Linked DNA regions of Homo sapiens: region 1 is linked to region 2. Evidence: chromatin loops called from intact Hi-C (ENCODE). Cell type or tissue: A673. All regions are shown on one strand. Links, peaks and the distances in the headings refer to the core of each region. The heading gives the core; the rest is flanking DNA. Region 1 overlaps LRBA (LPS responsive beige-like anchor protein). Region 2 overlaps LRBA (LPS responsive beige-like anchor protein).

The links. Peaks named below come from ENCODE experiments on the same cell type or tissue, not always from the same donor. Only the 100,000 strongest peaks of a DNase experiment are listed, where the experiment ranks them.
Region 1: it touches region 2 in a loop (2.5-fold over the local background); 6 of 110 quality-filtered maps call a loop at or near these places.

What each region holds. Positions count from the first base shown.
Region 1 is chr4:150,953,527-150,969,558 of GRCh38, forward strand. The region is part of intron 2 of LRBA (LPS responsive beige-like anchor protein); the gene reads right to left. Among named protein-coding and RNA genes, the nearest start is that of LRBA, 54 kb to the right of the region's middle. RefSeq lists enhancers at 707-1,327, 9,702-10,532, 10,533-11,363. In A673, for the core only: CTCF peaks have their summits at 6,749 (motif pointing left), 7,497 and 7,704; DNase peaks (open chromatin) are centred at 6,755 and 7,475.
Region 2 is chr4:150,287,854-150,303,885 of GRCh38, forward strand. LRBA (LPS responsive beige-like anchor protein) reads right to left here. Exons shown (of 57, transcript NM_001364905.1): 53 at 14,772-14,939. Among named protein-coding and RNA genes, the nearest start is that of DCLK2, 220 kb to the left of the region's middle. RefSeq lists an enhancer at 294-794. In A673, for the core only: a CTCF peak has its summit at 10,214 (motif pointing right); a DNase peak (open chromatin) is centred at 10,218.

The DNA.
Region 1 (16,032 bases), core at 4,541-9,540, 660 kb after region 2:
CTGGTTTTCGTATTTTTTGGTGGAGACAGGGTTTCGCCGTGTTGGCTGGGCTGGTCTCCAGCTCCTACCGCGAGTGATCTGCCAGCCCGGGCCTCCCGAGGTGCCGGGATTGCAGACAGAGTCTCACTCACTGAGTGCTCAATGTTGCCCAGGCTGGAGTGCAGTGGTGTGATCTCGGCTCACTACAACCTCCACCTCCCAGCCGCCTGCCTTGGCCTCCCAAAGTGCCAAGATTGCAGCCTCTGCCCGGCCGCCACCCCGTCTAGGAAGTGAGAAGCGTCTCTGCCCGGCCGCCCATCATCTGGGATGTGAGGAGCCCCTCTGCCTGGCTGCCCAGTCTGGGAAGTGAGGAGCGCCTCTTCCCGGCCGTCATCCCGTCTAGGAAGTGAGGAGCATCTCTGCCCGGCCACCCATCTTCTGGGATGTGGGGAGCGCCTCTGCCCCGCCACCCCGTCTGGGAGGTAAGGAGCGTCTCTGACCGGCCACCCCGTCTGAGAAGTGAGGAGCCTCTCCGCCCGGCAGCCACCCCGTCTGGGAAGTGAGAAGCCCCTCCACCCAGCAGCCGCCCCGTCTGGGAAGTGAGGAGCATCTCTGCCCGGCAGCCGCCCCGTCGGGGAGGTGGGGGGCAGCCCCCGCCCGGCCAGCCGCCCCGTCCAGAAGGTGGGGGGCCCCTCTGCCCGGCCACCCCGTCTGGGAAGTGAGGAGCCCCTCTGCCCGGCCGCCACCCCGTCTGGGAGGTGTACCCAACAGCTCATTGAGAACGGGCCATGATGACGATGGCGGTTTTGTCAAATAGAAAAGGGGGAAATGTGGGGAAAAGAAAGAGGGATCAGATTGTTACTGTGTCTGTATAGAAAGAAGTAGACATAGGAGACTCCATTTTGTTCTGTACTAGGAAAAATTCTTCTGCCTTGGGATGCTGTTAATCTATAACCTTACCCCCAACCCCGTGCTCTCTGAAACATGTGCTGTGTCCACTAAGGGTTAAATGGATTAAGGGCGGTGCAAGATGTGCTTTGTTAAACAGATGCTTGAAGGCAGCATACTCGTTAAGAGTCATCACCACTCCCTAATCTCAAGTACCCAGGGACACAAACACTGCAGAAGGCGGCAGGGCCCTCTGCCTAGGAAAACCAGAGACCTTTGTTCACATGTTTATCTGCTGACCTTCCCTCCACTATTGTCCTATGACCCTGCCAAATCCTCCTCTCTGAGAAACACCCAAGAATGATCAATAAATACTAAAAAATTTTTTAAAAATTAAAAAAAAAAGAACCTAGACTCAGAAATCAAAAAAAAAAAAAAAAAAAAAGAATAAAAGGAACACCAAGTATATCATTTGACCATAAGGGAATAAAACTAGAAATCATAACAGAAAGAAATTTTGGAAACTCAACAAATATATGGAAATTAAACAACACACTCCTAAATAGCCTATATAAAAGAATAAGTGAAGAAAAAAAATTAGGCTAGGCACAGTGGCTCACACCTGTAATCCCAGCACTTCAGGAGGCCAAGGCAGGTGCATCACTTGAGCCCAGAGTTCGAGAATGGCCTGAGAAACATGGTGAAACCCTGTCTCTACAAAAAACAGAAAAATGAGCCAGGTGTGGTGGCACATGCCTGTAGTCCCAGTGTCTCAGGACACCTGTGAGGATCACCTGAGCCTGAGAGGTAGAATCTGCAGTGAGCCACCATCACACCACTGCACTCCAGCCTGACTGAAAGAGTGACACACTATCTCATAAAAGAAAAAGGAAAGGAAAAAAAGAAAATAGAAAATACACTGAGATGAATGAAAATGAAGATACAACATGACAAAATGTATGGAATGTATAAAGCAGTGTTCAGAGGGAATTTATAGCTGTAAATGCCTACTTTAAAATAGAAGAAAGATACTAAATCAACAATATAACCTTTGAACATGCATAAAAAGAAGGAGCCAAGCCATGTCCGGTGGCACCCACCTGTGGTCTAGCTACTCAGGAGGCTGACGCAGGAAGATTGCTTGAGCCCAGGAGTTCGAGGTCAGCCTGGGCAACACAAGGCAAACCCCCATCTCAATAATAATAATAATGACGTAGGCCGGGCGCCGTGGCTCACACCTGTAATCCCAGCACTTTGAAAGGCCAAGGCATGCAGATCTCCTGAGGTCAGGAGTTCAAGACCAGCCTGGCCAACATGGTGAAACCCCATCTCTACTAAAAATACAAAAATTACCCAGGTGGGGTGGTGGGCGCCTGTAATCCCAGCTACTTGGGAGGCTGAGACAGGAGAATCACTTGAACCCGGGAGGCAGAGGTTGTGGTGAGCCGAGATTGTGCCACTGCACTCCAGCCTGGGCAACAGAGAGAGACTCCATCTCAAAAATAATAATAATAATGTAGCCTTCCATCTTAAACCCTACAAAAGAAGCGCATAGTAAACCTAAAGCAAGCAAAAGGAATAAAATAATAAAGATTACAGAAGAAATGAATGAAACAAATGAGAATAAAATGAAATTAACAATATAAAATTAGTGGTATTTTTAAAAATAAAATCAATACAACCTGGCTTCTTTGGTCCTTCAACAACAACAACAAAAAAATGAAATTGACAGATTTTTAGTTAGACTAACCAAGAAGAAAAGAGAAGACTCAAATTACTAAAATCAGAAATGAGAGTGCATTACTACCAACCTTACATAAATGAGATTATAAAGACACACTATGAACAATTGTATGCCAATAATTAGACAACTTAGATAAAAGGAGCAAATTCCTCAGAGGGATACAAACTACAGAAACTGACTCAAAAAGAAATACAAAATACAAACAGACCTACAACAAGAATTAAATTAGTAATAAAAAAATCAACTCACAAAAAACAAAACAAAAAAAAAACTTAGGCCCAGGTGGCTTCACTGGTGAATTCTACCTAACATTTAAAGACAAATTAATACAATTCTTCACAAACTCTTCCAAAACACTGAGGAGGAGAGAACACATCCCAGCTAAATCTATGAGGCCGGTACTAACCTTATGCCAAGATCAGACAAAACCATCACAAAAAAGAAAACTACAGACCAATATATCTTATGAATATGAACACAAAAATCCTCAACAAAATACTAGCAAACCAAATCCAGGAACATATAAAAACAGTTATACACTATGACTAAATGAGATTTATTCCAGGAATGCAAGCTCAGTTTAACATTCAAAAATTAATAAATGTGATACACCATAAAATGAAAAACCACATGATCATCTCAATAGACAAAAAAAGCATCTGACAAAATCTAATACCTTTCATTATTAAAACACTTAACAGACTAAGAATAGAAAGAAACTTCTTCAACCTGACAAAGGGCATCTATGAAAATCCCACAGCTAACATCATACTTAATGGAAGTATCACTATGAACCAATTAGGTATTTTATCTTAAAATACATATACACACACATATACACATACACACTCACACATAAATATGTAATGTGTGTGAGTGTGTGCGTGTGTGTGTATGTGTAGTTTTATCAACTGGAAAGGGGTACAAACAATGACCAACACAATAACAATGAACATGCTTACTGCCCAGATTGTGGTCTTGAAATACCATTTCTCACTAAAAATCAGGGCTTCTTGAAGGAGTAGCTTGTATTAGTCTGTTCTCACACTGCTAATAAAGACATACCTGAGACTGGGTAATTTATAAAGGAAAGAGGTTTAACTGACTCACAGTTCCACTCCCCAGTGGAACTGGGGAGGCCTCACAATCATGGCTGAAGGTGAAGGTGGAGCAAAGACATGTCTTTGCAGGCAAGTGAGCATGTGCAGGGGAACTCCCCTTTATAAAACCACCAGATCTCATGAGACTTATTCACTATCAAGAGAACAGCACGGAAAGACCTGCCCCCATGATTCAATTACCTCCCACTGGGTCCCTCCCACAACATGTGGGAATTGTGGGAGCTAGAATTCAAGATGAGATTTTGGTGGGGACACAGCCAAACCATATCATTCTGCCCACGGCCCCTCCCAAATCTCATATCCTCACATTTCAAAACCAATCATGCCTTCCCAACAGTCCCCCCAGTCTTAACCCATTTTAGCATTAACTCCAAAGTCCACAGTCCAAAGTCTCATCCAAGACAAGGCAAGTCCCTTCTGCCTATGAATCTGTAAAATCAAAAGAAGCTAGTTACTGCCTGGATACAATGGGGGTACAGGCATTGGGTAAATACACTCATTCCAAATAGGAGAAATTGGCCAAAACAAAGGGGCTACAGGTCCCGTGCAAGTCCAAAGCCAGTGGGACAGTCAAATCTTAAAGCTCCAAAATGATCTCCTTTGACTTCATGTCTCACATCCAGGTCACACTGATGCAAGAGGTGGGTTCCCACGGTCTTGGGCAGCTCCGCCCCTGTGGCTTTGCAGGGTACAGACCCACTCCTTGCTGCTTTCACGGCTGGCGTTGAGCATCTGCAGCTTTTCGAGGTGCACAGTGCAAGCTGTCAGTGGATCTACCATTCTGGGGTCTGGAAGATTGTGGCCCTCTTCTCACAGCTCCACTAGGCAGTGCCCCAGTGGAAACTCTGTGGAGGCGCTTGTACCCCACATTTCCCTTCCACAGTGTCTTAGCAGAGGTTCTCTGTGAGGGCTCCACCCCTGCAGCACACCTCTGCCTGGACATCCAGGTATTTTCATACATCCTCTGCAATCTAGGTGGAGGTTCCCAAACCTCAGTTCTTGACTTCTGTGCACCCAAAGGCCCGACACCACACATAGGCCATCAAGGCTTAGGGCTTTCACCCTCTGAAGCAATGGTGTGAGCTGTATATTGCCCCCTTTTAGCCACAGCTGGGATGCAGGGCACAATGTCCCCAGACTGCACAAAGCTGCAAGTCCCGGAGGCCAGCCCACAAAACCACTTTTTCCTCCCAGGACTCCAGGCCTGTGATGGGAGGGGCTTCTGTGAAGACCTCTGACATGCCCTGGAGACATTTCCCTATTGTCTTGGCAATTAACATTTGGCTCCTCTTTACTTATGCAAATTTCTGCAGCTGGCTTGAATTTCTCCTCAGAAAATGGGTTTTTCTTTTCTATTGCATCATTAGGCTACAAATTTTCCAAACTTTTACACTTTGCTTCCTCTTGAATGCTTTAGCACTTAGAAATTTCTTCCACCAGATACCCTAAATAACCTCTCTCAAGTTCAAAATTCCACAGACCTCTAGGGCAAGGGTAAACTGCCGCAAGTCTCTTTGCATGGCAAGAATGATCTTTACTCCAGTTCCCAACAAGTTCCTCATCTCCATCTGAGATCACCTCAGCCTGGACTTTATCGTCCATTTCACCATCAGCATCTTGGTCAAAGCCATTCAACAAGTCTCTAGGAAGTTTCAAACTTTCCCACATTTCCCTATCTTCTTCTAAGCCCTCCAAACTGTTCCAACCTCTTCCTGTTACCCACTTCCAAAGTAACTTCCACATTTTCAGGTATCTTTACAGCAGCACCCCACCCTACCATTACCAATTTACTGTCCGAGTCTGTTCTCACACTGCTAATAAAGACATACCTGAGACTGGGTAATTTACAAAGGCAAGAGGATTAACGGACTCACAGTTCTACATGCCTGGAGAGGCCTCATAGTCAAGGCTGAAGGCAAAGGAGGAGCAAAGACACATCTTACATGGCAGCAGCCAAGAGTGTGTGCAGGGGAACTCCCCTTTATAAAACCATCAGATCTCGTGAGACTTATCCACTATCAAGAGAAGAGCAGGGGAAAAACCCACCCCCATGATTCAATTACCTCCCACTGGGTCCCTCCCACATGAGACCTACAATTCAAGAAAGATTTTGGTGGGGACACAGCCAAGCCATTATGATAGCTGGTTCAAGGTCTGGAACTAGAAATGAAAATATGAGCCTGAAATATCTTGCCATAAAAATAGCAGAAACATGATCAAAGTCTAGTAGGGTTGTACCAAAAGGACTCAGGAATCAACCTGAAGAAGTGCCTACTGGCCAAAAATAAAAGTTTGAGGTTCAATAAAGTAATAATAATTGCCATCAAATATGTTTAAATCCTTTAATTCATAATATTTCAAAAAGACAATAACAACGAATTGGTCTCCTGTAGAGGATAAGAAGAGAAATGGCTGTTACTTACAAAATTAATGAATAAAAGGAATGAAACTGTTCCAATTACATATTTATATAATATTTATATAATATGTAACATAGTGTAAATCTAATATACTTATTATATTATCTATAATTATATATAAAGAACATATAAAAAGTATATAAATATATAAAAGAATGTAAATACACAAAGAATATATTTATAAATCTATATAAAGTATACATAAATATATAAAGTGTGTGTGTGCATGTACGTATACATACTTTTTTTTTTTTTTAAGAAACAGGGTCTTCCCATGTTGCCCAAGCTGGCCTTGAACTACTGTGTTCAAGGAATCCTCCTGCCCCAGCCTCCCAACTAGCTGGGGCTACCGGTGTGTACCACCATGCCTGGCTTATCTATGTATTAACTGTGCCACTGGATAACTAAATACAACTGGATAATTAAATACATCTTTTCATAGAACTATTCCATTTAATACATGAAAAAATATATATAATATCATCATTATTCAGACTCCAGTGATTTAATGGATCTAGATGTTGAGAATCAACAGCTGATAACATTATAAAAAGAGACAACCTGACATAAGAGCCTCCGGATGACAGAACACAGCACCACCTAGAGTCTAGCCAAAGGTATGGAAGCCAAATCTTCTGGAATCAACTTCCAATTTGCAGGAAATACGGAGGACACAAGAACATGTTAAACTACACCATGAATATGCACTTAACAAAATCCAGACCATGGGAAATGCTAAATGTCAAAAGGTCCAGGTTTTTTAAAAGGTCCAGGTTTTTTTAACAGATAGAATGACCTGAGACTTAAAAAACGTGTTTTTTAAAACTAAGAAAAACTAAATTATAGATAAGGGATGTATTATTAGATTACATAATTACAAATAAATAAAAGAAAGTGATTACTGTAAAAGTCAAGATAGAGGTTCCATTTGAGGGAGAGAGGCAGTTGTAATTAGAGGGATTCTAAGATGACTGGCAAAATTCTATTTCTTGACCTACATGGTGGTTTAAAGGTAATTATTTGCCCTTTAGTTTTATATTTGTTTTGGTTTGGTTTTTCAATAGTTACAGTTTTACAATAAAAATTTTTATGAGAAAGTTCTGTCAATGGTTAATTTCATATTTTAAAACATCTATATTCAGGCAATGCAATTCCATCATAAAATTAGTAGTTTCAGTTTTTGTAAACTTGTAACTCACAGCCTGTATTAAATACATATAACACATTTCTTTCAGTGACTCCTAAGAAGCTTCTGATGCATAACTAACCTCCATATGTAAGTCACCTCAAAACAGTAACAGTGCTCTCAAGCTGCCTCAGGGAACATGGCGCCACCTCTCTGCTGAGTTATGTATAGCCACTTTGGCCGCCCACTGCATCCTGATGGTGATGGGGGAGACAGGCTTTGATTGCCAGTCACACCCCTCTATCCTCACCCCATATTGGCTGTGGCTGTAGATGAGATTCAGCTGTGGGTGGCCTCAGCTCACCAACCACTGCCTTGGTTTTGAGGGTCAAACCCAGGCTCAAACAGGTGGGGGAGGAGGATAAACAGCCATATTCACAAATGCATTCTTGAATCACTGAATCTATGTGAAATAATTAAACAAAAGAGAATGTCCTTAAAAAGAACTCATATTTGCAGGCCTAATCTTCACCCAAGAGATCTTAAAATGCTATCACCTTATGCATAAGAGCTAAAGAGAAATACTGCAAGGCATCATGATATCCTGAGAAAACTTAAAGCTAAGACAGAAGAAACAGAGATTAGCCAGAAAAAAACAAAGTCTAGAAAAATCAACATTGATATATTTCAAAAGATTTAACAGCTGCAGAAAATGAGTTTCAAAAACAAAAAATACTATTTTTAAAAATACCAGTCTTATTATTTTTATTAGAAAGGTTAGGAGGATAGAAGAGAAGCAAGTAGACAAGCTGACTCTAAATTTCTCTAGGAAAAGTAAGCAAACAGGAATAGCCAGGAAGCTGTGAAAAAGAAGTGCAACAATGGGAAGCTAGCTCCATCAGAGATTAAAACATAATATGAAATAAAATAACTTTTTTAAAAAGCGGTAGCAGTAGATGAATGTCTGCTAGATGAAGAAGAGAACAGAAAGTCCACACATAGTGCCAAAGACAACAGGAAATTATCACACCATAATAATAGCAATTTTTAGAGCACTTACTTGTGCCAGGCACTAAGAATCTTATGTATATTAAATGTCTGACTACTCCATGAGATAGGTACAATTATTGTATTTTTATTTGAGGAAACTGAGGCATAGACATATGAAGTAACTTGCCCAAGATCTCAGAGGCAAGAAGTGGTGCTGCTAGAATTTCAACCTAGGTAATCTAGCTACAAAGTCCACACTCTTAACCTGTACGCACTATGGTTTTTCTGTTTTTCATTCAGGTGACATCTCAAATCATGGAGGAATAATAAACAATTCAATAAACAGCATTAAATTGGAATTCAATTTTTTTCTACATATGTTCAAATGGACATTTGTAGAAAAAATAAATTGGCCCATATTTCAAATCAGGAAAAATTTCAGGCCAGACACAGTGGCTCACACCTGTAATCCCAACACTTTGGGAGGCTGAGATAGGAGGATTGCTTCAGTCCAGGTGTGCAAAACTGGTCTGGGTAACATGGGGAAACCCCATTTCTACAAAAAAATGCAAAATTAGCTGGGCATGGTGGTGCTCACCTATGATCTCAGCTACTCAGGCAGCTGAGGTGGAAGGATCACTTGAGCCCGGGAAGTCCCAGCTACAGTAAGCTGTGATCACACCACTGCAATCCAGCCTGGGTGACAGAGTGAGATGGATAAATACCAGAGTGATAAATACCATCAAAATAATACAGGAAAGCATAGAACTTTAAGGAAGTTCTGAGTAAGAAAAGCCTTTCTATGTATGATTCAAAACCCACTAACTATAAAAGAATAGCACAATAAATTCAAGCTACATAAAAATAAAAAGCTTTTGGCTGGGCACAGTGGCTCGTGCCTGTAATCCCAGCACTTTGGGAGGCTGAGGTGGACAGATCACTTGAGGTCAGGAGTTCGACACCAGCCTGACCAACATGGTAGAACCCTGTCTCTACTAAAAATATAAAAATTAGCCGGGCGTGGTGGCATGTGCCTATAATCCCAGCTACTTGGGAGGCTGAGGCAGAAGAATTGCTTGAACCCAGGAAGCAGAGGTTGCAGTGAGCCGATATCACACCACTGCACTCCAGCCTGGGTGACAGAGCCAGACTCTGTCTGAAAAAAATAATAAATAAAATTTAAAAGAAATAAAAATAAATAAAATAAAATAAAAAGCTTTTTATTAAAAAAAAAAACACCACTAGTCAAGTCAAATCAATCCCTTTAAAATAAGAAGCTTCTAGAAAATAACAAAAACATCAACTCAATATAAAAAGGGGCAAAGTAACATGTTATTTAACAATGAATTTAATCCCTCTCCCTCTCACTCTGCCTCTCCCCCTCCCCCTCCCCTTTGCACGGTCCTCGTCTCCCCTTTGCACGGTCTCCCTCTGATGCCGAGCCGAGGCTGGACTGTACTGCTGCCATCTTGGCTCACTGCAGCCTCCCTGCCTGATTCTCCTGCCTCAGCCTGCCGAGTGCCTGGGATTGCAGGCATGCGCCACCACACCTGACTGGTTTTCGTATTTTTTGGTGGAGACGGGGTTTCGCCCTGTTGGCCGGGCTGGTCTCCAGCTCCTGACTGCGAGTGGTCTGCCGGCCTCGGCCTCCTGAGGTGCCGGGATTGCAGACAGAGTCTCGTTCACTCAGTGCTCAATGGTGCCCAGGCTGGAGTGCAGTGGCGTGATCTCGAATCGCTACAACCTCCACCTCCCAGCCGCCTGCCTTGGCCTCCCAAAGTGCCGAGATTGCAGCCTCTGCCCGGCTGCCACCCCATATAGGAAGTGAGGAGCGTCTCTGCCTGGCCGCCCATCGTCTGGGATGCGAGGAGCCCCTCTGCCTGGCCGCCCAGTCCGGGAAGTGAGGAGTGCCTCTTCCCGGCCGCCACCCCGTCTAGGAAGTGAGGAGCATCTCTGCCTGGCCGCCCATCGTCTGGGATGTGAGGAGCCCCTCCGCCCGGCCCCCCAGTCTGGGAAGTGAGGAGCGCCTCTTCCCGGCAGTCATCCCGTCTAGGAAGTGAGGAGCGTCTCTGCCTGGCCGCCCATCATCTGGGATGTGGGGAGCGCCTGTGCCCCGCCGCCCCGTCTGGGATGTGAAGAGTGCCTCTGCCCTGCCGCGACCCCGTCTGGGAACTGAGGAGTGTCTCTGCCCTGCCGCCACCCCTTCTGGGAGGTGAGGAGCGTCTCTGACCGGCCGCCCCATCTGAGAAGTGATGAGCCCCTCCGCCCGGCAGCCTCCCCGTCCGGGAAGTGAGGAGCGTCTCCGCCCGGCAGCCGCCCCGTCCAGGAGGTGGGGGGCAGCCCCCGCCCGGCCAGCTGCCCCGTCTGGGAGGTGGGGGGCCCCTCTGCCCAGCCACCCCATCTGGGAAGTGAGAAGCCCCTCTGCCCGGCCGCCACCCTGTCTGGGAGATGGGGGGGCCCCTCTGCCCAGCAGCCCCGTCTGGGAAGTGAGGAGCCCCTCTGCCCGGCCGCCACCCCGTCTGGGAGGTGTACCCAACAGCTCATTGAGAACGGGCCATGATGACGATGGCGGTTTTGTCGAATAGAAAAGGGGGAAATGTGGGGAAAAGAAGGAGAGGTCGGATTGTTATTGTGTCTGTGTGGAAAGAAGTAGACATAGGAGACTCCATTTCATTCTGTACTAGGAAAAATTCTTCTGCCTTGGGATGCTGTTAATCTATAACCTTACCCCCAACCCCGTGCTCTCTGAAACATGTGCTGTGTCCACTAAGGGTTAAATGGATTAAGGGCGGTGCAAGATGTGCTTTGTTAAACAGATGCTTGAAGGCAGCATACTCGTTAAGAGTCATCACCACTCCCTAATCTCAAGTACCCAGGGACACAAACACTGCAGAAGGCGGCAGGGCCCTCTGCCTAGGAAAACCAGAGACCTTTGTTCACATGTTTATCTGCTGACCTTCCCTCCACTATTGTCCTATGACCCTGCCAAATCCCCCTCTCTGAGAAACACCCAAGAATGATCAATAAATACTAAAATAAAAAAATTAAAAAAAATGAATTTAAAAATGAGCAAAGGATACAAATGGATAATTCAAAGAAAATATGGTCAACCTTAGTCATAAGGGAAATGTAAATTTAAATTCTGATTAATCATCACTTTTTCACCTATTAGACTGGCAAAAACCACAGCTGCTAATACTGTTGGAGATGCTACAGAGGCACTTTCATAGAGTTCTGGAGGGAGAATAAATTAATATAATCCCTGGGAAGGCAGTTTGGCAATATAAACCAAAATTATAAAGGAATAAAACCTTTGACCCAGCAATTATATCTCTAAGAATCTATCCTATAGATACAATTACATTAAGTATGAAATAGTATATGTAAAGATTATTTATTGAAGTATTATTAGTAATAACAAAATACTGGAAACAACCCAGTAAACAGGGGTCAAGACAACCATGGTTCATCTATGCAATAGAATACTTATATAGCTCTTTTAAAAATACAGAAGCTCTGTATAAAATGCTTTAGAAAGACAAATAAGAAAAATTATCAGCAAAGAAAAAGCAAGATGTAGAACAAGGGGTACAGCATGCCACCTTCTGTACAATGAACAAGTGAAACATACAAGTATTTACATTAGTTTATAAAAGCCTAAGAAAATTTAGAAGGATACATGAGCTGCTAATAATACTTTTCAGGTTTTCTCTCTATCGTCTATATATCAATCATTCATCCATCTACCTATCTATTTATTTGAGACAGGGTCTCACTCTGTTGTCCAGGTGGCAGACTGCAGTGGCGTGAACACAGCTCACTGTAGCCACAACCTCCTGGGCTCAAGGGATCCTCCCGCCTCAGCCTCCTAAGTAGCTGGGACTATAGGCACATACGACCATGCCCGGCTAATTTTTTTTTTTTTTTTTAATACAGATGGGGTTTCACCAAGTTGTCCAGGTTGGTCTCAAACTCCTGGGCTTAAACAGTCCTTCCACCTCGGCCTTGCAAAGTGTTGATGTTACAGGTGTGAGCCACTGGGCCTGACCTAGGTTTTCTTAAGCAGTGACTAAATTAACTGAAGGAGAGAGATGAGCAAGGGATAATGTATGCTGGAAACAAGGAGAAAAGAGGTCATAGAGAGAGATTTCATTAAATACATTCCTATTTTTGACCTGTGTTAAAATGTTTCAAAGTCATATATTTGACAGACCAGAAACAATACCATCCCACAGGTACTGGATGAGATACCCCAAATAATATGTTAATATCAATAAAGATAGTGTTTTGTACATGATCCATCTTCATTTTCGTTTTTGACTATGGTATTATGTGAAATTTTGCCCCTGGAGAAAGGGAAGTACATATTGGAGACTGCAGTGGAAGATGGTAGAAAAGAAGTGAATCAGCAACTTATGAGGCAAATGCATTAAAAGCAAAATACCCAAGTGGTATATTTGTAGCTCATTCTCTTAAGTGCTACATCTTACTGCTTGTTTTGTATTGCTAGTTCATTCTTTTTTTTTTTTTTGAGACGGAGTCTCGTTCTGTCACCCAGGCTGGAGTGCAGTGGCATGATCTTGACATACTGCAAGCTCTGCCTCCCAGGTTCAAAGCCATTCTCCTGCCTCAGCCTCCCAGGTAGCTGGGACTACAGGTGCCCGCCACCACACCCAGCTAATTTTTTTTTTTTTTTTTTTTTTGGTAATTTTTGGTAGAGACGGGGTTTCACCATGTTAGCCAGGATGATCTTGATCTCCCAACCTCGTGATCCGCCCGCTTCGGCCTCCCAGAGTGCTGGGATTACAGGCGTGAGCCACCGCGCCCGGCCGCTAGTTCATTCTTAATTATTCAAATTAACTAAAAGGCAAATCAGGATGCTTTCTAGATAATTTTTTGTATTATAAAACCAAGAAGGTAAACAGTGCTAGTTTAAGCATTTGGCTGAGTTAACAGATTTTTCCCAAACAAGAGCACACTGCAGCCTGTATTTCTCAAAACATCTATTACTATTGCATGTCATCCATCAGCATAAACAAATGGAAGTTCAAAAAATAGGGCTGAAACAAGACAGCTTTGGTAAGAATTAATATTTAAATGTCTTCCTCAGTGTCGTGTCATCAGGAATCCCAGGCTGAGGCCCAGAGACAACCTCATGGCCTTGAAATCTAAACAACATAGAAACATAAGCCTTCACTATCTCTTATTAGTTATTTGAGATCTACTATTTACTCCATAAACTTAAAATATCAAGTAAACACTGGTTTTTAATAAAAGTCTAATTTAATTTGTTTTAAATAGTAGTTAAAAAACCATTAACACATTAAGGACATAAAAAAAATTCCTCCTTGAAAAATAACTCCAATTTAATTCAGAACTCTAATGATAGCACATTATTACCACCACCTCAAGCTTCTCAAGACCATTTTAACTATGTAATAACCCCTGAACAAAAATCATCATGGCTTCTCATCACCTACAGAATAAAATTTTAATCACTTGGGCAACAACGCAAAATGTCAAAAAGTCTCACTTCCCATGTTGTCCCTATACAATCCAGTCCAGACTATTTATTATATCCAGAAGGAGTTTTAATATTCTACTCCCTTGCCTTTGCTCTCCCTCCCTAAAATTCAAAGTTTAGCTCTAGCCCCACTTCTACAAAACGACATTTCCAGATAAAACTTGTCCATTGCAAAATATGCTCAGTTCATAGATACTGCTTTGAATTTTTAGTCTCCCATCCAAGTACAGACATACATCATTTTATGGCACTTCATGTTATTGTTCTTTGCAGATACAGCATTTTTTACAAATTGAAGGTTTGTGGCAGCCCTGCATCCAGCAGGTCCATTGGCACCATTTTTCCAACAGCATGTGCTTGCTTTGTGTTTCTGTGTCACATTTTGGTAAATCTCACAATATCTCCAACTTTTTCATTATTATTATATTTGTTATGATGATCTGGAATCAGTGATCTTTGATGTTACTACTGTAACTGTTCTGGGGTATCATAAACCATGTCCATATAAGATAGTGAACTTAATAAATGTGGTATGTGTTCTATAGCTCTACCAAGAGACTATTCCCCCATCTCTCTTCCTCTTTTTGGGCCACCCTATTATCTGAGACATAACATTGAAATTAGGCCAATTAATAAACCTACAATGGCCTCTAAGTGTTCAAGTGAAAGGAAGATTTGCACATCTTTTTTTTTTTTTTTTTTTTGAGACAGAGTCTCACTCTGTCGCCCAGGCTGGAGAGCAGTGGCGCGATTTCGGTTTACTGCAACCTCCACCTCCCAGGTTCAAGCGATTCTCCTGCCTCAGCCGCCCGAGTAGCTGGGATTCCAGGCATCTGCCACCATGTCTGGCTAATTTTTGTATTTTAGTAGGGATGGGGTTTCACCATGTTGGCCAGGCTAGTCTCGAACTCCTGACCTCAAGTGATCACCCACCTCGGCCTTCCAAAGTGCTGGGATCACAGGCATGAGCCACTGTGCCCGGCCGCACATCTCTCATTTTAAGTAAAAAACTAGAAATGATTAAGCACAGAAAGGCCTACGTCAAAGGTTGAAATAGGCCAAAAGCTAGGCCTCTTGTGCCAAAATCCAAGTGTGAATGCAAAGGGAAAGTTCTTGAAGGAAATTAAACGTAAGCAAAACAGCTTCATGGCTGATATGGAGAAAGTTTTAGTGGTCTGGATAGATCAAATCAGTCACAACGTTCCCTTAGGCCAAAGCCTAATCCAGTGCAAGGCCCTAACTCTCTTCAATTTTATGAAGTCTGGGAGAGGTGAGTAAGCTGTAGAAGAAAAAGTGGAAGCCAGCAGAGGCTTAAGGAAAGAAACAGTCTCCATAACACAAAATGCAAGATAAAGCTTCAGGTACTAATGGAGAAGGTACAGCAAATTATCCAGAAGATCTACCTGAGATAACTGATAAAGGTGGCTACACAATAGATTTTTAATGTAGACAAAACAGCCTTCTATTGCAAGAAGATGCCATCTAGGACTTTCCTAGATACAGATATGAAATCAATGCCTGGTTTCAAAGCTTCATAGAACAGGCAGACTCTACTGTTAGGGGCTAATGCAGCTGGTGACTAAGTTGAAGGCAATGCTCACAAACCATTCTGAAAATCGTAAGATCCTTCAGAATTATGTTAAATGTACTCTGCCTATGCTCTATAAATGGAACAACAAAGCCTGGATGACTGCATATCTGTTCACAGCACAGTGTACTGAATATTTTAAGCCAACTGTTGAGACTCACTGCTCGGAAAAAAAGATTTCCTTTCAAAATATTATTGACCATTTACAATGCACCTGGTCACCTAAGAGCTCTGATGCAGATATACAAGGAGATTCACGTTGTTTTCGTGCCTGTTAACATAACATCCATTTTGCAGCCCATAGTTCAAAATGTAATTTCAACTTTCAAATCTTATTATCTAGGAAATACATTTTGTAAGGCTATCACTGCCATAGATAGTGATTCCTCTGATAGAGCTGAGCAAAGTAAACAGAAAACCTTCTGAAAATGATTCACCATTGTAGATGCCATGAGGAACATTTTTGATTCATGGGAGGAGGAGTTTGGAAGAAATGGATTCCAGACCCCATGGATGACTTTGAGAGGTTCAAGACTTCCATGGAGGAAGTCACAGCACATGTGGTGGAAATAGCAAGAGAACTAGATTGAGAAGTGGAGCACCCAGGCTGGAGTGCAGTGGTGCAATCACAACTCACTATAGCCTTGACCTC
Region 2 (16,032 bases), core at 7,355-12,354:
TTTCCCAAGCCACAAAGAATTTGTCACAAGAGCAATTTTGTTTCTTACAAAGTCCAGAAATTTGGGAAAATTTTAAAGAAATAAAGCAAATAATGTAAGCCAATCTGAACTACTTAAGCTTCTGTTAGGATCCACAAATTTTTTTTTTTTTTTTCTGAGACGGAGTCTCACTCTGTCGCCCAGGCTGGAATGCGGTGGTGCGATCTCGACTCACTGCCAGCTCCGCCTTCCAGGTTCACACCATTCTCCTGCCTTGGCCTCCTGAGTAGCTGGGACTACAGGCGCCCGCCACTGCGCCCAGCTAATTTTTTGTATTTTTAGTAGAGACGGGGTTTCACCGTGGTCTCGATCTCCTGACCTCGTGATCCGCCTGCCTCGGCCTCCCAAAGTGCTGGGATTACAGGCGTGAGCCACCGCGCCCAGCCAGGATCCACAAATTTTAGGAAGAAGTATACTGTTTTAAAAAGTTATTGGCCGGGCGCAATGGCTCACGCCTGTAATCCCAGTACTTTGGGAGGCCAAGGTGGGCAGATCACCTGAGGTTACGAGTTAGAGACCAGCCTGGCCAACATGGTGAAACCCTGCCTCTACTAAAAATACAAAAAATTAGTTTGGCGTGGTGGTGTGCACCTCTAACAGGTAGGAGAATTGCTTGAACCTGGGAGGTGGAGGTTGCAGTGAGCCGAGATCACGCCACTGCACTCTAGCCTGGGCAACAGAGCGAGACTCCGTCTCAAAAAAATAATAAAATAAGAAGTTATCAATACTTTAGCCCTGATTCTTGGTTTTCCTTTTCCCCAGAAGGCTGTACATTCCACAAAAATACCATACAATGTTGTTTCTGAAATTACTGTCTAATTAGATCCATTGGCAACTTTTTTTTTTTACCAGCAATTAAAATCACTAAGATCTAAGGAATATATTTTTGGTGTGATTGTTCTTTTTTTTTTTTTTTTTTCTTAAGTTACCATTTCATGGATGGTGAAATTTGTGTTTTAACTTGAATTGTCTTGGAATTCCTCAGTGGAAAGTGAAGGTTTGAAGGAAAGCTGATGGCAAATGAAGGCATTCTAAGTATAAGACAAAGTAAACAAAGGACAGATAGATAATGGTGGTCCCAGAGGATGATGTCACTTAAGAACATCAATGCTAACTTTTTGTTTTCTTGGGAGCATGGTGGAAGAAGGGAGAGGATTGCTGTCAATTTTCTTTCTTTCTTTAATGTAAAAGAGTTGAAATACTGAGCATTTTCTATGACTACAAAGTTAAGAGTTTAGGAAGCCTCGTGATTAACTCCAGAAGGTGGGTTAAGATATAAGCATTATTTTTTTTGTAAACTCGTAAGATTTTTATCATTATGCTTTGTTTACAAAATACTAGTTTCCAATAATCCAAACTTTATTAAATCATTTTTCACTCCACAGATCAGAACACACACACATGCAGAGTAATTTCAAAACTGGAAAAGGATTTCTTCTTTTCCTAGGGCCTGATCTCTAAATAAGGAACTATTCAATGCTAGGACTTTGGCTTCAAAGTTTGGCAAAATGTTTGCTAATCCCGGAAGCAGGTTAGACAGTTCAGGAAATACAAAAGAGAGAGAGAGAAAAAAAGAAAAAGAAATTAAAAGCATAAGGGTAGACTTATGATCATTAGGTTCTCAGGTAACCAGTTTTACAGTCACTGGATTTCCAGTAAAAAGACAGCGCTACTTAACTTTCCTCACCTATAGGAAATGTACATTACTGGCCTCTATAAACCCACATACATCAATATAAGGAGAGATATGTCATTTCCTCTAAGAAAAGCTGTTTCCAATCTTCTTTAAAGATTGTATTCCCTTTATTATCTGCTGTACAGATTGAGCATTCTTTACATTTTCTCCTCATCAAAAAGTACATTCAAAATAAATACCTACTACTTGATTTTTATAAGTTTTATAATAAAGAGCTTGAAATAGTTACACTTCAATATAGCAGATATATGATATGGGATTTAAATCTAACAGGTCAAAACTGTTTAAGTTCAATGGACATTTTGGGAACCACTTGCAATGAAATTACTGAGGGTAGCGGGGATAATCGGAGGCAGAGCAGAGGCTTTACATGTGGCTCACAGAATCGATCTTTTTATGTCTCTGTAGTTACACTGTATACATCATCCTGGATCACAGCAGAGCCAAAGTGACAACATCCCACAGAAAGGAAAGGCAAAATCCCTCCATATCTGTGTACATTTCTGTTTGGAAAGCCTAGAAACAAAATCTTGGAACCATATAACTCATTCTCACTGCAGTGTTCTCAGAAATCTGCCCCTCCCAACTACTTGTCAGCCCACATAGTTAATACCCAGGGAGAAATAATCAGCTCAAACAAGATGATTCTGGCCATATGTTACTTTTCAAAGATGCCAAAACTATCAATAATCTCTCATTGAAGTCTCTAAACCAAACGAAGAACAAGAAAAAAAAATCTTCTGAAAAATATCAAGTTAATTCTTCTGATAAAAATTTGCAATAGTTAAGGGATACAAAAAGTCTTTACCTTTGCTTTCTGAGATAGTAGGATCTCCCAAAGGCTAGACCATAAAGCAGAACAGATTCCCTTAAGAACCTTTTAAAGTCTTACTGCTTGAAAAATTGTCATGGCCTTCAATAATGCTGAGAGAAAAATTTATCTTGCTGCTAGTTTAAGGGACTACATTTCAAACTCTTCTTAAAGAAAAATAAAAAGAGAAAGAGGACAGACTTCTAGGACTGCTTTGAAAAGCTTGAGCAATTACTTCAAAGGAAAGGGTGTCTTTGTCCAGAGAGCACGTTTATGACTACTGATGCAAATCCTAACCAAAGGCTGAAAAGGATACCCAGTGCATCTTTATGGATGGCCTTAAAGGAAGATGAACAAGTCAAATGAGATTAAAGACAGCCCAAATTCTGCTGCAAATACCAGGGCACATCAGGTTTTACAGAGGCACTTCTCTCAGTACGTAATACTAGATATCAATACCAACTTACAGAGACAACTATAACAACCTAACTTGCATTTAAGCAACACAAGATCTCTATACTAACCACTTAGCATTTATATTGGACTTATGTTTTATTTATTTATTTTTTATTATACTTTAAGTTTTAGGGTACATGTGCACATTGTGCAGGTTAGTTACATATGTATACATGTGCCATGCTGGTGCGCTGCACCCACTAACTCGTCATCTAGCATTAGGTATATCTCCCAATGCTATCCCTCCCCCCTCCCCCCACCCCACCACAGTCCCCAGAGTGTGATATTCCCCTTCCTGTGTCCATGTGATCTCATTGTTCAATTAAACACCAAAAGCAGTGGCAACAAAAGACAAAATTGACAAATGGGATCTAATTAAACTAAAGAGCTTCTGCACAGCAAAAGAAACTACCATCAGAGTGAACAGGCAACCTACAAAATGGGAGAAAATTTTCGCAACCTACTCATCTGACAAAGGGCTAATATCCAGAATCTACAATGAACTCAAACAAATTTACAAGAAAAAAACAAACAACCCCATCAAAAAGTGGGCGAAGGACATGAACAGACACTTCTCAAAAGAAGACATTTATGCAGCCAAAAAACACATGAAAAAATGCTCATCATCACTGGCCATCAGAGAAATGCAAATCAAAACCACAATGAGATATCATCTCACACCAGTTAGAATGGCAATCATTAAAAAGTCAGGAAACAACAGGTGCTGGAGAGGATGTGGAGAAATAGGAACACTTTTACACTGTTGGTGGGACTGTAAACTAGTTCAACCATTGTGGAAGTCAGTGTGGGGATTCCTCAGGGATCTAGAACTAGAAATACCATTTGACCCAGCCATCCCATTACTGGGTATATACCCAAAGGACTATAAATCATGCTGCTATAAAGACACATGCACACGTATGTTTATTGCGGCATTATTCACAATAGCAAAGACTTGGAACCAACCCAAATGTCCAACAACGATAGACTGGATTAAGAAAATGTGGCAAATATACACCATGGAATACTATGCAGCCATAAAAAATGATGAGTTCATGTCCTTTGTAGGGACATGGATAAAATTGGAAGTCATCATTCTCAGTAAACTATCGCAAGAACAAAAAACCAAACACCGCATATTCTCACTCATAGGTGGGAATTGAACAATGGACTTATGTTTTAAAACATTAGGTGAAATATTTTAACACCACTTGGCAGAATAGCAAACGTTTTCATTAGTTGTGTTTCTTTGGTGCCCTCGCAACATTAAGTATATTTATCAAACAGACTCCGAACCACTTAAAATTACACCTGAAAGAAGAGAAAAGAGGAATTTCTCTAGTATCTTGCTCATAAATATCCAGTGAGAAGAATATTTCATAAGGCCTATATCCATTTAGGAAAACAGGTGACAATCCAGGTACAAATAGATCTGACATGTATTTTCTGGCAAACTTGTAGTTACTTTATAAAAAGTGAATGAAGTTCTTGGTGTTTTGGCGTCATCTCCTTACTCTTATGAAAATCAGATCACTTTGAAATGCAGTATAACGTTTTCACTTGTAGGTTAAATATGTTGTTATTAGCAGAGTGAATCCTCTTCATTCCATTTTCTCAATACCATCTATTAGGAAATGAAGCGGGATTAAACATTTTCCTATTCCTAGTTTTGTACAACTAAAATTATTTCTTCCAATTGATACTTAGTTTAGATGACTCCTGGCTGGGCCAGAAAATCACATATCCCACTTGTTCACCCATTCATTCCTTCACTCCTTCATTCACTTAATAATATTTATTGAGTTTGTATTCTTAAGATATGTGAGGTACTATGGAAATAAGGAAAGGAGTAAAACACAGCCTTTTATTTAAAAATAACTTGATTTTAAAGGATCATTGGATCTGGTTTTGTCAACTGTACTATAAACCTGCAAATTATAATTATAAATATCTATGCTTGTAAAGGTCAACATAATAGTACTGAAGTCCATACCACTTGTAACAACTAATTTTGTATGCAAAATCAATATTTAACAATAATTAACATGCTTAAAGACCACCAATATAATTTTCTTCATTAGTAAAAATGTATCATCTGAACTTTTATAGAGGAAAATCAAAATATAAAACCTGGCTTTATAAAAAAAGTAATAATTTCAATAGAAAACAAATTAAGAAATAAAATATATTTGTTTAAAAAGCCCAAATACATAATGAACTTATTAGGCATATAGATTATAGATAAAAAACAAAAATATATTATACAATATATGCCAGTCATTTCCTAAAGACGGATACCTCTATTTTACATGTGCCTTTTGTACCATTTAGTTACAATTGATTACTACAAAACATTCATGTGAAAACTGAATACTAAGCTTTCTCATGCGGCTCACCATAATGGTAAATCAAGAAAGGAAATGGCTTTGCTAAAGCGGAAATGAGCTTAGATATTAAATGTTTCTTAAACCTTTTCCATTAACTTCCTAGTTTTACAATGGAAATTATACTGCATTTTAATTATGCTTAGAAAAACTACTTGAAATTTGTCCTATACATTTCATCTTCACCAAATCTTTTCCCTTCCCCTATTCATCATGGTCTCTTTGGTGAAAAATCACAATTTGATTAGACATATAGACTATAGATGATAAGCCATAGCTGCATTTAGAGTACAACAACCATCAGACAGGAAATTTTAGTAGCAACTTCTTGTAAATAATATTAGAAGTATTAATGCAAGACAAGATAATGTTGGTACAAAGAACAACTGTAAGTCCTTGGTATATAACATTTCTCCTCTTCTCTCTATGATACATATAAATGTTGGTAACACGGGAATCACCCTCTAAGACTAAGGTTGACCCTTGAACAACATAGGTTTGAACTGTATGGGTCTACTCATTTGTGGATTTTCTTCTGCCTCTGCCATTGAGACAGCAAGACCAGCCCTCTGCTTCCTCAGTCTACTCGGTGTGAAGACAACGAGGATGAAGATCTTTATGATGATCTACTTCCACTTAATGCATAGTAAATATATTTTCTCCTTACGATTTTCTTAATAACATTTTCTTTTCTCTAGCTTACTTTATTATAAGAACACAGTATATGATACATATAACATACAAAATATGTGTTAACCAACTTTATGTTATCAGTAAGGCTTCCAAGTCAACAGTAAGCTATCAGTAGTTAAGTTTCTGGGGAGTCAAAAGTTATATGCATGTTTCTGACGGTGTGGGGGGTTGGCACCCCGACTCCTGTGTTGTTCAAAAGTCAACTGTACATTAGAAAATGGGTTTATATGAGTGTGTACCTGCAAGTGTATACTTAAAAGTATACCCCTTAAATGTATATTTGAAAAATACAAAATCTTACCATGACATGTACTGTCATAAGAACTCAGTATAATACAGTTGTCTTTTTGTGTCTCTCGCAAATACTAAGAATGCTTTAGTGATAGGATTGCATCAACTTCTCTATAGCTGATATTCTAATTAAATGTATAGTTTAGATAACTCTGACCTAGACTGCCTGAGTTTAAATCTAGGCTCCAGCACTTGCTAGCTATGTGAGCTCCCTTGGGCAAGTTTCCATAATTCTAGTAAGGAGATCCTAAAAGTGTCAAGGCCCAGGGCAGAAAGTAAAGGCATATTTATAATTTCTCCATGCCTCATCTATAAGTCAAGGATACTAACAGTAGATACCACACAGGGCTACTGTGAAGATTAATGAGTTAATATGTAAAGCACTCAGGATGGTGCCTGGCATGTAGTGAGCACCCATTAGTATCATATAAGTAGTAGTAGCAGCAGGCCAGGCGCAGTGGCTCACGCCTGTAATCCCAGCACTTTGGGAGGCCAAGGTGGGCGGATCACAAGGTCAGGAGATTGAGACCATCATGGCCAACATGGTGAAACCCTGTCTCTACTAAAAATACAAAAAAATTATCTGGGCGCGCTGGCGCCCACATGTAGTCCCAGCTACTCGGGAGCTAAGTCAGGAGAATTGCTTGAACCTGGGAGGTGGAGGTTGCAGTGAGCCAAGATCCCACCACTGCACTCCAGCCTGGTGACAGAGAGATACTCTGTCTCTTAAAAAAAAAAAATAGTAGTAGTAGTAGCAACAGAATGATCCCTTTTTTCACTCTGTTATAAACACTCCTTTCATTGAAAGTATATTTCATCCTATGCTGCATAAAAGCTAATTAGAGATGGTTCTCTCCTTGATAATTCATATAAATTCTGATACAACTACTAATATTTGGCAGCCTAGAGGCTAACAGTGGGGAGTGAAGGTACAGTACAGTAATTTGGTGCATTCCCCAAATTAAAATAGCTTTTTTTTTTTTTTTTTTTTTTTTTAAGACAGGGTCTCACTCTGTTGCCCAGGCTGGAGTGCAATGGTGCAACCACAGATCACTGCAGCCTTGACCTCCCTGGGCTAAGGTGGTCCTCCCACTTCAGCCTCCTGAGTAGCTGGGACTACAGGCACCACACCCAGCTAATTTTTTTTACTTCTTGTAGAGACAGCGTCTCCCTATGTTGCCCATGCTGGTTTTGAACTCCTGGGCTCAAACAATACCCTTGTCTTGGCCTCCCAAAATGCTAGGATTATAGGCATGAGCCACTGTGCCCGGCCTAAAGTATCTTTATTGTCTCTGATTATCAAGGTAGTACATGCTCATTATAAAACATTCAGATACTTCAGTAAAGTATGATGAAGAAAATGAAAAATTGCTTCCAAATCCCACTACCTATAAATAAATGTTGCTAATATATGTCTTGTGATCATTTCATACTTTTTCTATGCATAAATGTACATAGAATACAAGTGTATACACATATAGGCATAGGTACTTACATATGTAGCTTCGTGATCTTTTACACTTAGCAATACAAAGAGTGTATCCCTCCATGTCAATATTACAAATTTATAGTATCTTTGTTAATGCCTGTACAGGACTTCATTACATGGACATATCATTACTATACTTAACTAATGTGCTTCTTTTTTCCTACTTGCTTGAGACTTCATTTGTTGTTTTCCCATGGAGGGGCTTGGTCTTTGGTTCTAGGTAAGCTATGGCTCCTGTAGCTGCATATGAGTGTCTGGTAACATAAACATGGTAAAATTCTACCCCCCAAAAAGAAAACAGGTAGAAAATTTGCTGAAGTGAAATCTTATTCAGATTTGTTGCAATGCAACATTGTCTGATTTTTATGAATATAAATTAAAACTGAAAATTGGTTTTATCTATTTATCCTAAATACCCAAATTATTTAAAATTCTTTATAATACATCCTCCTTAACATTTTTAATGTTCTTTTGTTAAAAATACGTAAGTAAGGGACTCTGAAAACTATAGAGGAGTTTCATATCTTTAGCTATTAAACACTCCTGACCCCACTCACCCAAAGGAAATAAGGCAGTCTCTCAGTTGTGCAAAGTTACAAGCTACAAGAATGAAAGCTTAAAAAGCTCAACAGTCATGCAGCCTTAAGCCACAAAAGGCAGAAACAATTCAGAGAATTTTTTTCCTATATAAAAACACTTCAAATCCAAAATCTGAAGTCTTATCAAACACATTCATTTTCTCACTTGAATGTGAAAAAAATTACTGTTAAAAAATTACCAGATAAATGAAATGTAATGATATACTTAGATAATGGCCCTGTTAAAAGACCAAGAAAATCAATTTTTAAAAATTTGTTAACACTTATAAACTTCTGCTCTGTAAAGCGATATAAATGAGCATAGCACATAAAAATTGAGGTAACTAGAAAAAATAGGGTTTAACTGTTGCTTCGTAAAAAAAAAATCAGAGATTTAAATATTGAATTTCATATAAAAATGGTTATCTTTTCATAAATTATCAGTAATATCTAGAGTAAAATGTGAGTTACATAGGCACAAAGCTGTCGTAGAATTTCTCTTACGAAATGAGCGTTTTTGGAAGGTAGTAAAGTCAGTCTACTATGTTGTTCCAGGAAGCTTTAATTAAGTGTATCCTTGGTAGTTCTACCAATAATGTTATGGACCACCCCCCCGCGCCCACCCCCACCGCCGGCACAGAGTTCTGCAATATTTTAAAAGCAGAAGAATCCTACGTTTAGTTGACTAGAAGGAATTTTTACTTTCTTAGACTAATGCCAACTATTGTTTGAAATTAAATTTCCCATATGAGCATAAAGTGTCAAGACAACTTTCTTTGGCATGGCACTATTAAAAAGGTCTACATATGAAGATACTCAATCTGAGGGTATAAATCATCAATTCTTCTGTTCTCATATTTATATGGCTATAACCTATGGGCTGAATGGTACAGTCATTTTTCTCTGCAACCAAACAAGGTAAATAAATGTGATATATTGGCATATCACCCCACCACTCTGCATATGGTGCACATTAAGGTTGTATTCATTTGCCATATGAATATAATTCCTTTTTACCACATCTACTATTAGTTACAAGCAGTAAATACAGAGTTGTTTTGCTGGAACTTGAGGGCCTGCATTGCATCATGGAGCACTAAACATCCTGGACCTTCTGGAGAATTTCATAGACATACTTTTAATGTCACCTGAACTTGAACACTGCCAACATACCATTTGAAAACGCTTCTTGATAAATGCTTCAAGGAAAAAATAAAAATACAGGGTAGCTGTAGTGTGACAGTACATTCCAAATGCAGGCCCAGAAGGGAAGGTCTTGATGAGACACACACAAGAACTCTTGTTCCTGACAAAGGATCAGATCAAGAGTCATATCCAGGTATAAAATGGTTTCTTGTTTCAAGCATTACTTTCTTATTCAGAATCTAGTGAACATAAGGAACCTAAACATAAAATACCATCCAAATAACTTCCTCAACGGTAACTTATTGAAGAGCTGTGATCAAGAAGCTAACAAGTTTATTTCATCACCAACTGTGGTGCTTTGTTTCATTAGGCAAATATTGTGCTTGCTTTTTCCTTACACAAAATATTTATCGTACAGTTGCAAATCCAGGTTAGGGTAGGGTAAAAGGAGGAGTAAAGTGATTTCTTTTTAAGAACTCATATGGTTCAACACAAATGTACATACCTTGACATTTGTGACCCTTAAATAATATATCACAGGCAATTAAAAACAAAGTACACCTGTCTTAACCAAGTACCAATTTTCATGTTTCCCAACATTAAGTCCCCAAATGCATCCAGCAGATGGTGCTCTAGGACACCTACTTACAGAGAGTAATATTGTTTATATTACATCCACCTAAATTTTGGCAAGACAAAGAATAAGAATTTATCAGTAGCTTCAGTAAAACATACTAGGCTTCACAATAAAAAGGACATAATTCCTAAATATGTGTACAAAAATATGCATACACATAAGCACATGTGCACAGAGGCAGCCAGTAAATAATTCACACCTGGACATGTTATGATACTACTTTTCTTACAGACTTGATGAGTAGTCTATGTGTATCAGTAGTATTTATAGTCACATGGCAAGATCATTCTAAATTCATTAAAAAAAATTTAGAATGCCTTAAAGTTAGAATTCATTTTTAATTATAGCAGGAATGTCTCATTAGGGTGATACTAGTAAAATTAACAACAGTAGGATTTACGGTAATGACTTAAGTGATTGATGAGCGTATAACAAAATGAAGTTTTAGACAGAGAAAAAGCAGGGCAGCTATGGCATACAGTACTTTAAAAAACAGCTCTGTGGTCTGTTAGTGCTAGCCTTATGGTTAATAAAACCTTCTTTCTAATTAACGGTGCTGAAATATTCTTAAAGAACAGAATCTTGTTGTTATGAAGAAAAGTTAGGTTTTTTTCTCAGTAGACGCCAATCCCATAAAGGAGAAAGCTGACATAGATTAGCATGTCTGATTGCAATGAGGAAAAGAAAAAAAATGCCACCTTTCAATCAAATCAAAACCAGAATGCGAGAATGGAAAATGTATTACTGAAATACTACACACACAAATCTGTGCAACACCCTCACAGTTAGCAACCATTTGCTTCTGAAGCTGATCGAATGTGGCTTTAAAAGATATTATTCAGATATCTAAAAATACCTAATAAACATTTAATTTTTTAAATCCATGTTTATGAATATAAAAGTGAATAAATAATAACTGTTTTGTATATATTCATCTTGCTTATCTAAATAAGATCATGTCAAAGTTTAAAGTATTTATTTATCAATGGAATGCACTGGGGAACATTTTCTCCAAAATTTAAAAATGTACAGTCTGGAGAGCATTATTCTGAAGGTGAAATAACTATCTCAGGAAAAGCACTTTGGTGACAAGGCTCAGTCCTAAAACACAGAGTACTAGGACAAGGAGAGAGAGATGCCATGCTTTCATGTACAAAACATCTCTCAGTGAAATATTCTTGGTTAATTTCATTTTTTAAATCCCTAATTAAATGGAATCCTATATTCATTTTTCTTCTCATTGAAAAAACTGCATTCCACAGGAGATAATTATTACAAAACAATAGAGTCAAAGATGAAAAACTATCTGGTATACAGGAAAATAAGCCTTTTGCTATGTAGTCTAGGCAGGCTTCATAAAACATTTACACTTTTTAAAGCCCCAAATTACAGTATTTATAGGTTTTACACTTGATCTTAGCCAAAAGGCTGAGAAGCGATGTATTTATAGGTTTTATCCAGTTTGAATTAGCCTGAGATTGCCAAAGCAGTATGTATATTAATATTAGATAATATGATATTTTTAAAACTTTGTCATACAGCTATCAACTTTACATATAACATCAATATTAGATATGGAAAAAACAGTGTATGTAGGCTTATGACCCTAGAAAGTAAAATGACTACCTATTCCCATGATTTTTTAAATAAAAAAACCCTGAGATAGACCTATAAAATGCAGAAAAAGCAATAACCTGGTTTTCTTTTATCTATTTTCCCTTCAAGAAAGAAAAAGTCTACAATAAAAAATTTAAAGTTGAGGTATTAATGTGCATTTATAGAACATATTGCAATTATATGTATATACACGCTTCACCACTTCTTAAAGGTCATTTACATTGTATCTAAGAGGTACAATATAGGAATACACATAACCTAAAACCCTTCATCTGAAAAGCTCTGACTTCAGCAGCTGCATTGTGGAACCATCAATGAGCCAGAGGCTTATAAAATCCGAACCAGCTTGCATGAATGTTTGAAACAGTTTACACACGGTAACAATGTCTTTGTTTTTGTTTGTCATTTTCTTTTGAAAAGCGTAGATTGCATTTTCCATTTTTCTATTCTAATATGTGTAAATTCTCATTATAAGAAAAAGTGCCTATTTGTCTTTCTCCTGGATTCATCTTTCAAAGCTGAAGCAAAATTAAATCGGGGCATCAGACATTATACAGGGGCTTGAAAGGATAAGGTTCACTTTGAGAAAGGTAATTTAATTCAGTCAAGATACATTACAATTTTCTAAAATTTTTATTAGATGTGCTGTTATATTATTCTTTTATTGTTTTTCTTTTCATTGCTAGCATTACTAGGAGGTAATGTCCACCATACTGCAGACAATGAGAGGGTATAGATGAAGTACGCTATGAAAAATATAACATTATAATATTTACTCTAATGCCAACAAGATGGTGTTTTGTGGTGATTTATTTGCTCTAATCATCCTGTGCTTCTGATAACACCTTAACTCAGTTCTGTTGTTGCTTTCATTTTACAGACAAGACAGAAGGACCACAGCAAAGCTTGGAACTTAGATTTTTTTTTTACTACAAACCCCAGGATTTGTTCAGTCCTACTTAATTCGTTTTTTAAAGGCCATGCATGTAAAAACAATCTCTAGGTTGAGTTACAAAGTATTTAAACATATGAAAATATATTTAAATGTATACATATATCATGATATATATCATACTTTCTTCCTTTGCGAAGAGCTGAAAATTCCTAACTTTAAGGCATACTTAACTTTCTGAAATGCAATAGTAATTACATACAAGTGTAGCTAATAGGTCTTTAGCTGCTTTTTAGAATACACATTGGTAATGACGGTGTATAACATAGAGAACATGATTAAGTAAAATAAAACAAGAAACCAAGAACCCAAATATCTATGTGTGTTCAGATTTCTTTATGTGCATGAAATACCTTACATTTTTAAGGCAAGAAAAAGTTCTTAAATATTTTGAGATAAATAGCAAAATGGTAGATTTATTATCAATTTTAAATATAGGTTTGCCTGAGATAATTGAGTGAATCTCGGTAACTGGATTTACAGAAACCAGAAAAAAGAAATTGAAAGGAGTCACTTATTCTAAGAGGACAGACAGGAAGAAGGACCAGAATATTGTGTTCATGATGAAAAGAACATGGTACTTTTCAAAAGAATATGAAAAACAAAATCCCTGAAATTTGCATCTTTGTAATTTCTATTGTAATTACAGAGATGTCTGTATAAATGTGAAATACATGTACACCTACTCCCCGACATATACACACACTACAATTTGATCACAAAGTCTGTATTATCAATAGCATCACAGGCTTAACATTATTTTTCATATCCTATTTGCATAGGAAATTATCCCTTTTTTGATTAAAACAGGAAATATCTATTAGACGTTCATTGAATAAAAACTGTATTTACCTATCACATCAAAGTCTATAATGTACATAATAAGAAACAGCTTTGAAAAATACTTCACACACACTTCTTTTAACATTATACTAGCATTTGACTAAATGTTTTGAAAAAAAGGTTCATTTTCATACAAATATTATACATTTAAGAACAGCTTTGAGAAGTCAATCCAAGATATGATGGACTTAAACATATTTAGACCATTTCACAATCTGGGGTGGAGTGACAGAGCAAGGACCGGGTATTCAGGTAAAGTCATCAGGAAGAATGTGATCCTTCCTTAACCAAATACATTGCAACTTGCCTTAAATTAAGAAACTGTAAATATTTAAGAGCAGTTAAAATGCTCTACCTTCTGAAGTAAAAATCTAAAGCTATTCTTGCAGGAATTCTACAGTGTTGTCATAATCATTTTAATTAAATTCTCATTTTTCAGGTGGTCCCTTTAATTGTTTTTTCCTACTTCTTAATGTGTTTTTCTAAAGCCATTTCTTTTCTGCAGCTGTGTGCGATTGGTTTTAATGGTAGCTGCTTCCTTTTTTGCCTTCTGTGAATTACAATTTTAAATGGTTACACATTTTTTGTTTTACTGCCTTCAGCATAGTTTCATAAAGATGTTTAAGGCTGTTGGTGAACATTTTCATTTCCCATCTGAAAAACCAAGAGCCAATTTGAGTATTCCACATTGGCCTTTTATGACCTGTTTTATCTTTTTAATACATAAATGAAAGCATAATTTTATCAAGACTAGTTTGTTTCTATGAAATTATTATTTTTATTTTGTTCTTTTAAAATATGAATTCAATAAACAAGGTAATATGTGATTGCTCTTTTATGCTGTATCTTCATGAATAAAAACTACTTTATTTGGTGACAGCTATTTCCAATGAAGAACTAGAATTTTTGGATCATAAGAATAGCCTATAATATGAAACATAAGATTTCATGCTTAGATTTTAATTATCAATGGTCACAAAATTGATAATGAGGCTATTTGGATCATTCTTAAATTATAATAAATAAAAAATACTTGATAATCCTGTCTCACTTTTACCATAACAAAAAGGTAACTTTACTGCAAAATGTTATTCTCTACATCCTTGTAAAAGTTTACTTAAAAAATGAGTCATACTTACTGCCTGGGTTATCTCCAATCCCACTGCATTTTCCATTCCAATACCACAGCAAAAGAGTTGCATCACGTGACCCTGAGAGAATGTAGCAATTTCCCCCAATATATGACTCAGAACGAGCAAGGCAAGTGACGACATCCCAATGGCCAAACACCACTTGGATCAATCTTCCTGTAATGCAAAACAATTTTCTTTAAAAATGCTATTAAAAAAATAAAAATTCTAGTGAACAGATAACTTGTAAAACAACGAAGCTATATGAACTCTGATGGTCATAATTCAGATTTTATAATAATTTGACATGGTCCAACCTAACAGTTTTCTTTGCATGCTAACAAGAACAACAAAAAAACAATTGAAAATTGTTAACATTTTTGAAAGGCATGTGTTAAAACTATTTCAACAAATAATACTTGAGGACCATGGCACTGTATCATTACAAATGGCTTCTATAAATTACAAATGAATCATGTTTACTGATTAAAGCAGGCCCAGGAGAACCCTTTTGGAACCATTTTAACACTTTCTTGAGTTACTCTATATGATTCAAAATTAAACTTAGTTGCTTTTCTGTAAAAGTACTCATAATTTAGATGTCACTAATAAAAACCTATTTCTGATTTACTGAAGATTTAATGTATTTCTTGTTTTAAGTGATCTATACAAAGACAATATAAGACACTTTGGAGAGCTTCTACCTTTTCAAATCAGGATTATATGGAAATTATGATGAAAGAACTAATATATTGTGATTGCAATTTGAGCCAGGTGATTCTTTGTCTTAATTTTCTGATGAAAATTCCTTGAGGGTGAAATCAAGATGGTAATGACTGGGGACAAAGGAGAGGAACCCAGTAAACTTACTATATATCTAGGGCTTCAAACACAGAACAGTTGTTCATGTAAAGGTGTCAGAAAAAAAGTAAAGCCCTCACCCTTTTTTGTTATTTTTATTTATTTATTTTTTTGAGGCGGAGTCTCGTTCTGTCGCCCAGGCTGGAGTGTAGTGGCGCGATCTTGGCTCACTGCAAGCTCTGCTTCCCAGGTTCACGCCATTCTCCTGCTCAGCCTCCCAGGTAGCTGGGACTACAGGCACCCACCACCACCACGCCCGGCTAATTTTTTGTATTTTTAGTAGAGACGGGGTTTCACTGTGTTAGCCAGGATGGTCTCGATCTCCTGACCTTGTAATCCACCCGCCTGGGCCTCCCAAAGTGCTGGGATTACAGGCGTGAGCCACCGTGCCCAGCAGCCCTCACCCTTT